Linked DNA regions of Homo sapiens: region 2 is linked to region 1. The links are chromatin contacts, found by Hi-C or POLR2A ChIA-PET in ENCODE. All regions are on one chromosome and are shown on one strand. Each heading gives the region's core, a stretch centred on a gene start or an enhancer-like site at or near the end of the contact. The rest is flanking DNA. Distances are from core to core; before and after follow the strand shown. Region 1 overlaps LOC101927514 (a long non-coding RNA gene). Region 2 holds the start of GRAMD2B (GRAM domain containing 2B).

Region 1 (2,924 bases), core at 347-2,846:
CTATTAGCCCCATCTGACAAATGAGAAAACTGGAATTTAGAAAGATTAGTTAATGGGGCTAAGGTGGCGCAGTAAGTGGCAGAGTTGTGATTCAAATATAGATCCAAGTAACTCCAAGGCTAATGTCCTTTCACCAAATACTGCCTTTCAGATTAGAAATATTCAGAGTTTTTGTGGTGGCCAGCCTCCATGATGGTCCCCAGTGATCACCCTTCTTGGTATTCTCAGCCTTGGATTGTCCACCTCATGAAAGTCCCTGAGCCAGAGCTACCTAGCCAATTTACTTCCAGATTCAGAACCCACAGATACTGTGTAAGATAATACATGCTCATTGTTTAAGAGGCTAGGATTTGGCATAATATGCTGTGAAGCAATTGACAACTCATCTAACCCTTATCATTCTTACTCAGCTTGGAACGTGCTTCCTTGGGGATTTCATGTTCATATCAATGACTGATTTGGAATTCGGATTTGCCTTTGAATGTTGGAGAGCATGGAATCATGCAAGGATCAGCAGACAGATCCTGGGTGGTGATCCGTGATGTCCAGCTACACAAAAGAAATGAATGTCTTTTTTTCCCAAAAGATGATGTATTACAAGAGTCACTACTAAATCAGCATCTACGTCAACCAAATACAACCTCTAAAAGAAAAACAAATAGGATGATATTAATCCTGGAGAGTTTTATTTTGTTTATAATTTGGGATAATTAAGCTTTGAAGTTTCATGTTTACTCTTTGAGGAAAGTGTGTCTGGGCTTTACCTCATTTCCTCCAACCCTCTCTCCCTCTCTGCTCCAGAGACCCAGTGTTCTTTCAGCAACTTGAAATGTGTTTTCTCTTCCACAGAGAATAGCAAATGCTATTTCTACAAATGGGATTCTACCTCTCCCTCTCCCTCTCTTCCAGTCTCATGTTCTGTTTCATTTCCTCAGGGACTGCTGCTTTACGACTCCATGGACTGGGTTGCACCCCCCATTGCTCCCTCTGCCTTCTACTCTACTTTCCCAGTATTCAAGACACTCAGAATCCTCTTTAATGCCTGTCTTTTTCTGATTATAAGCAACATAAGAACCTGCCACACTGGTTTTATTCACCAATGGATCTCTAGTGCCTTATTACACAATAAATACTTTTTGACTAAGTATTGTTTGAGGAAAATGTTATTTCCGGCACAGAGAAAATAATAGCAGAGGCATGAAGATATGAAAGTGTGTGGCATGTGTAAGGGAATATTAAATTAAAAATGGATGTTTTCTTTAAGTAAATGGTTATCTCTTTCCTATGTAACTTAATTCAACTTTACCATAATTAATTTTTAAACAAATGAATTCAATGTGAAATTAAGCTAAAATTAACTTACATTTATATTTATGGAGGTAAAAATTTAAGCCTATATTGCTCATAGTATCCTTTTTGTTGTGTAATTTTCCCCTCTCTTTTCCCAGTTGCAAGAATAAAATATTTGGGATTGCTGAGAGTCAAATCTGAATTCAGATCTATTAATAAATCCCTGTGGAGTAGTGGAAAGTTCCTGGACTATGAATCATAAGGCCTGCGGTATAATTTTATCTGCCACTTGCTATTCTCCCTATATTGAGCATATTAGTGACTTGTGTGCCCTGAATGTTCTGCTGAGCTTCAGCCCTCCTGGGGTGAAGTCAGCAGCACTCCCAGCAAGGGTCAGCCTTGCTTGTCAAACAGGGAAGGTCTTCATTCATCCATAACCTACCTGAAATGTATTCATCCGTCTAGCATTTATCGTTGTCTACTTTATGCCAGGAACTGTGCTCAGTGATCGGTTAGAAACAAAAGGCAGCACAGTGAGAAAGAAGGACAAATATAACAAGTATAATTTAATGTATAATGAATGTTATACCGAAGATAAATAAAAGGCACAATGTGAGCACAGAGAAAGGGAGATTGGTGCCAGGGCAGGCTTTCTGAAGGCAGTGATACCTGGCCCAGTTTTGAAGGACAGCTCAGAATTTACCCTGCCAGAGTATTGTAGGCAAAGAAGGGGCAAAGGCCCTGAACCAGAGTGCGTGCATAGAGTGCGGACTTCTTGGGCACAAGGAAGGGCAACAGATATGACTGGGGAAGCTGACCAGGGTCACAGATAATTCTCCTTAAGAGGCCAAAGGACAACTCTGTGAGACCACTGAAGATACCTGTTCTACTTCCCCATTCCTGCTTCCAGATTTCTTTTCCCTCCAAACAGGAGCATGTTTGAAGTGAGATCTCCTCATGGAATATTACCCTGCCCTTATGGGGCTATTTGAAGGAATAAATAGAAACTTTCCCTTTCTCCGGGATTATACTGGCAGCTGTTAGTTTTTTACATTAGGCAAGGTTTATTTTGTTGCACTAAGCATTGGAAATGTGCAGTTTATTTCTAGATCTAAACACAGCAATATGAGGATGAGCAAGAGACATGTTGTGGAAAATGATAGTTTGGAGAGTTAGGCTCATAATTTAATTTTCAAACTGCATGTACATTGTCTGCCTTCTATAGTATCCCGGATCTGTGTCAGTCACCAACAGAGATTTCAGCTCCTGGAAGCAGGATCTGAGCCTTATTTACTCAAGAAGAATCTATTCTTCTTGAAGAATAGATTTAAGATCTATTGAAGAATAGACTGAAGATTCTGCTTTAGTAAAGTAGAGTTTTTTCTATGTGCTAAGTGCTAGGACTAGAGAGGAAAGAATGTATTTGCTAGCTTCTAGGAGCTCTGGGTGATGAGTAAATATACCATTATTTCTCTGTGGATCTCCCTCGTTGTCCTATAACAGTCACAACCAGCATTAGAACATTTAAGCCCACAGAATCATATAATGAGTCAGTGTAGACCTGGGAATCTCACGTAGTTCTCTCTGACCTTCTCTTTCAAAGAGTATTGTGTCTACTTCTGAAATCTTTATAT
Region 2 (3,114 bases), core at 1-2,500, 38 kb before region 1:
GGAGCAAGTCATTCTAATCCTCTTAGAAGAAATGTCCATGGGGACACCCAGACTTCAACAAGACTTTGAGCCTAGTGATAATTAATGTAAGTTATGAAGTTCAAAACAGAAGTTAGACCGGGTTTCTAAGCACAAAAATTTGGCAACTTAAAATGATTTCAAAGTGGAATTATCACATCAGTATAACCTTATGATAATACATATCCCTCCTTCCTAAATTACTCATATCCTGATACCAGAACAAGAGTTTTAGAGCTCAGAAGGGTTAGTGTCTAAAATCATAGACTGAATTAGAAGTGACTTCAGTAGGCTTAGAAAATACCACTTTGTAGGAAAAAAACAACCTCTCCTCCCAAACCAATTTTACCAAAGACTGCAAAATAGATAAATATTTTAAAAGTAGAGAAGACTCAATTATAGGCTAAACTCTTTATCATACCTTGTCTGTGTGTTTAATGTGGCAATGGTCACCAAAGTCCCTTGAAGTACAGTAATATTCATTTGTGCCTCCCCCATCCCCACTCTGCTCTTGAAGTTCCAGAAGGGCAGATCCAAAATAACATTTATCCTTGTATTGCCCATCGTTATTGAACAAGTAGATACTCAATTATTTGCTGAACTAAAATGAATTTGTGAAAATGGTCATTCTAAACGAAGGGCTGTGTTGGGACTTTGAGCTTCAATGTGGTTAGGCTTATTTTCTACAAAATTATTTTCCCAACATCCAGTGAGTTTTGAATTAAGAGAATTTGTTTAAATCCTACAGTAGACTTTTCAATCAATCTAAACCATCTCCTTAACTGAATATCTAGACAGAGAGAGAGAGTGAGAGACAGAGAGAGCGCGCCACAAGATTGTCCATATAGGAGCTCCAGAAATCCGCATCCACCCAAAATGCGTCCCGGGGCAGAGAAGTTTAGGCTGCGCTCCTCCCACCTCCTTGGATGGGTCCCAGCTGAGAATACTCACTGGGCTGAGCCAAGTTTGCTCTCCCTCTTCCCGAGCACTTTCGCAGGCTTTGTGTCTTCCACATCTTGCTGTAGTTCAGTCATCGGGGCCGTGTCTGGAGGGCACCTTCAGACTTCCGCGCGCCTGGCTCTGCCCCGGCTCGTCCCGGCTTCTAGGTCCGGGTGCGCAGGCCAAGCAAGCGGCGCCGTGCCCTCCCCTGCACCCTCCGCCCAGCGCATCCAGGCCGGGCCGCGCCAAGCTCCCGGGGCCGCGGACCTGGACACGTCGGAGCGGGCGCGATTGGTCCGACCCACTGTGGAAAAGCCGAGAGGGAGGGAAGGGGAGGGTCGAAGCGAAGTGACAGCCTCTTTCCCCAACCCAGGAGGCAGAGAAGAGAAAAAGGAAACCTGTTGAACGAGTCTTTCGGGAGAGGAAGCTAATTGGCCAAGCAGGTGGAACATTTGCCTAAGAAGGCACAATCTGTTTAGCCTCCTGGTAAATTAAGCTTTTTGTTTTCTATCCCGACTGTAACAGGGGGATTTTTAGAGGGCAGCCGGCTCTAGATACCGGAAATGGAGACGTCTGAGTGGGACGCCCTGTCACACAAATGCGCTGTGTGGGCTGGCCTATGCCCCATCCTAAATTATTCAAACAGGATATTGCTTCATTGAGGGACTGCCTCTTCTGCTTAAACAATAGGTCTGCTCAATTTTTTATGTGGGAATAACAAAGGTAATAAGTAGTTGCCTTTGGTGGTGTTTTGGTTAACCCTTCATCGTTCTGGGGTGGGGGGGGTGGTTAGAGGGGCAAAGAAGAAGCAACCATCAAAATCTTCAAATATTGGGTTATGACTGTTCTCATCAAAATCAAAATTGGTGTTTGATAATTCCCAAGCCGTCTCTTTGTTGCCCATAGTTGTGCAAGTACCTTATTTACTATGCACTCAACCAGTACCGTGAATGCCTCTTCTTCCCACCTTTTGGTGACATTTTGACTTGCCTGTTCTAAGGTTTTGTATTGGAAGCATTCACTCATTCATTCATTGAACAAACTTTTGAGAGCTACAAAGTTCCAGGCATTGTTCTCAATCAGGGGTGTCCAATCTTTTGGCTTCCCTGGGTCACATTGGAAGAAGACGAACTGTCTTGGGCCACACATAAAATATACTAACACTAAGGATAGATGATGAGCTTTAAAAAAGGTCTGTGCAGGGGCCAGGCACGGTGGCTTACGCCTGTAATCCCAGCAGTTTGGGAGGCCGAGGCGGGTGGATCATTTGAGGTCAGGAGTTCGAGACTAGCATGGCCAACCTAGTGAAACCCCATCTCTACTAAAAATACAAAAATTAGCTGGGTGAGGTGGCGCAGGCGCTTGTAATCCCAGCTATTTGGGAGGCTGAGGCAGGAGAATCACTTGAGCCTGGGAGATGGAGGTTGTGGTGGGCCAAGATGCACCACTGCACTCCAGTCTGGGCAACAGAGTGAGACCCTGTCTCAAAAAAAAAAAAAAAATCCGTGCATAAATGTCACCATGTTATAAGACAGTTTATGAATTTGTATTGGGCTATATTCACAGCTGTTCTGGGCTGCAGGTTGGGCAAGCTTGTATAAACATTGACTTGTTATAGCAAATGACATTTGTATTGGTGGTTTTCTAATTTGCAATGGAGTAGTTGACAATTAGAATAATTAATATAAACGTTATTATTGGAAGCCTGACTTGACTTCAAAACAATTACAAGTGGCAACAGTAGAGCATGACATGCCTGGGAAAAAACGACTAACTATGTTCTGGGGCTGCAAGTCCTTCATTTTTCTCTTAAAATAAAGTTTAGATTTAAGAGTATTACAAAGACTATACAACCATAGTATGTACATGTATGTATGTAGTTTGTAGGGTGTATGTGTGTGTAAAACACCTAACCTTCTAAATAACTTCAAACATTTTGGAGGTGCAAGTTCTTTCCAAAGTTTTCTTATTCCTTCTCTTTTTACATATATATCATTAGGCTGAGAGAACAAAAGCATCTTTTTGTAGCCTGCTTGCTCCAAAATTGATGTTTGTGACATTTGAAAAATAAGTAAAAGAAAAAGCTTACATAAATTCCAGAAGAGTTGGCTTAGTCAGGCCTCTCTCTCTTTTTCTTTCCTGACCACTGACTGCTTT

What was found. A loop is a pair of places that touch in the nucleus more often than their neighbours do. ChIA-PET counts read pairs that join two places held with the same protein, here RNA polymerase II (POLR2A). Pooled maps may share reads with other maps.
Region 2: a loop to region 1 is called in a map of PC-9, with 5 times the contacts of the local background. The contact joins the promoter of GRAMD2B here to the enhancer-like site in region 1. A Hi-C loop is called at or near these places in 25 of 168 maps with a recorded cell type or tissue (CD4-positive, alpha-beta T cell, CD8-positive, alpha-beta T cell, Caco-2 and 16 more) and 22 of 50 pooled maps. POLR2A ChIA-PET finds 5 or more read pairs at or near these places in 10 of 52 experiments (AG04449, BJ, GM10248 and 7 more).

What each region holds. Positions count from the first base shown.
Region 1 is chr5:126,383,848-126,386,771 of GRCh38, reverse strand. LOC101927514 (a long non-coding RNA gene) reads left to right here. Exons shown (of 3, transcript XR_001742874.3): 3 at 411-514. It also overlaps a transcript of GRAMD2B not described here. Among named protein-coding and RNA genes, the nearest start is that of GRAMD2B, 38 kb to the left of the region's middle. Within about 2 kb of position 1,596, at least 4 of the 41 ENCODE cell types and tissues checked have a DNase peak (open chromatin) inside an H3K27ac peak, as active enhancers do; they include PC-3, PC-9, ascending aorta and 1 more, where a contact is called at or near this core.
Region 2 is chr5:126,421,545-126,424,658 of GRCh38, reverse strand. GRAMD2B (GRAM domain containing 2B) reads right to left here and starts at 1,250. Exons shown (of 14, transcript NM_023927.4): 1 at 970-1,250. The coding sequence starts at 1,052. RefSeq lists a silencer at 1,146-1,275.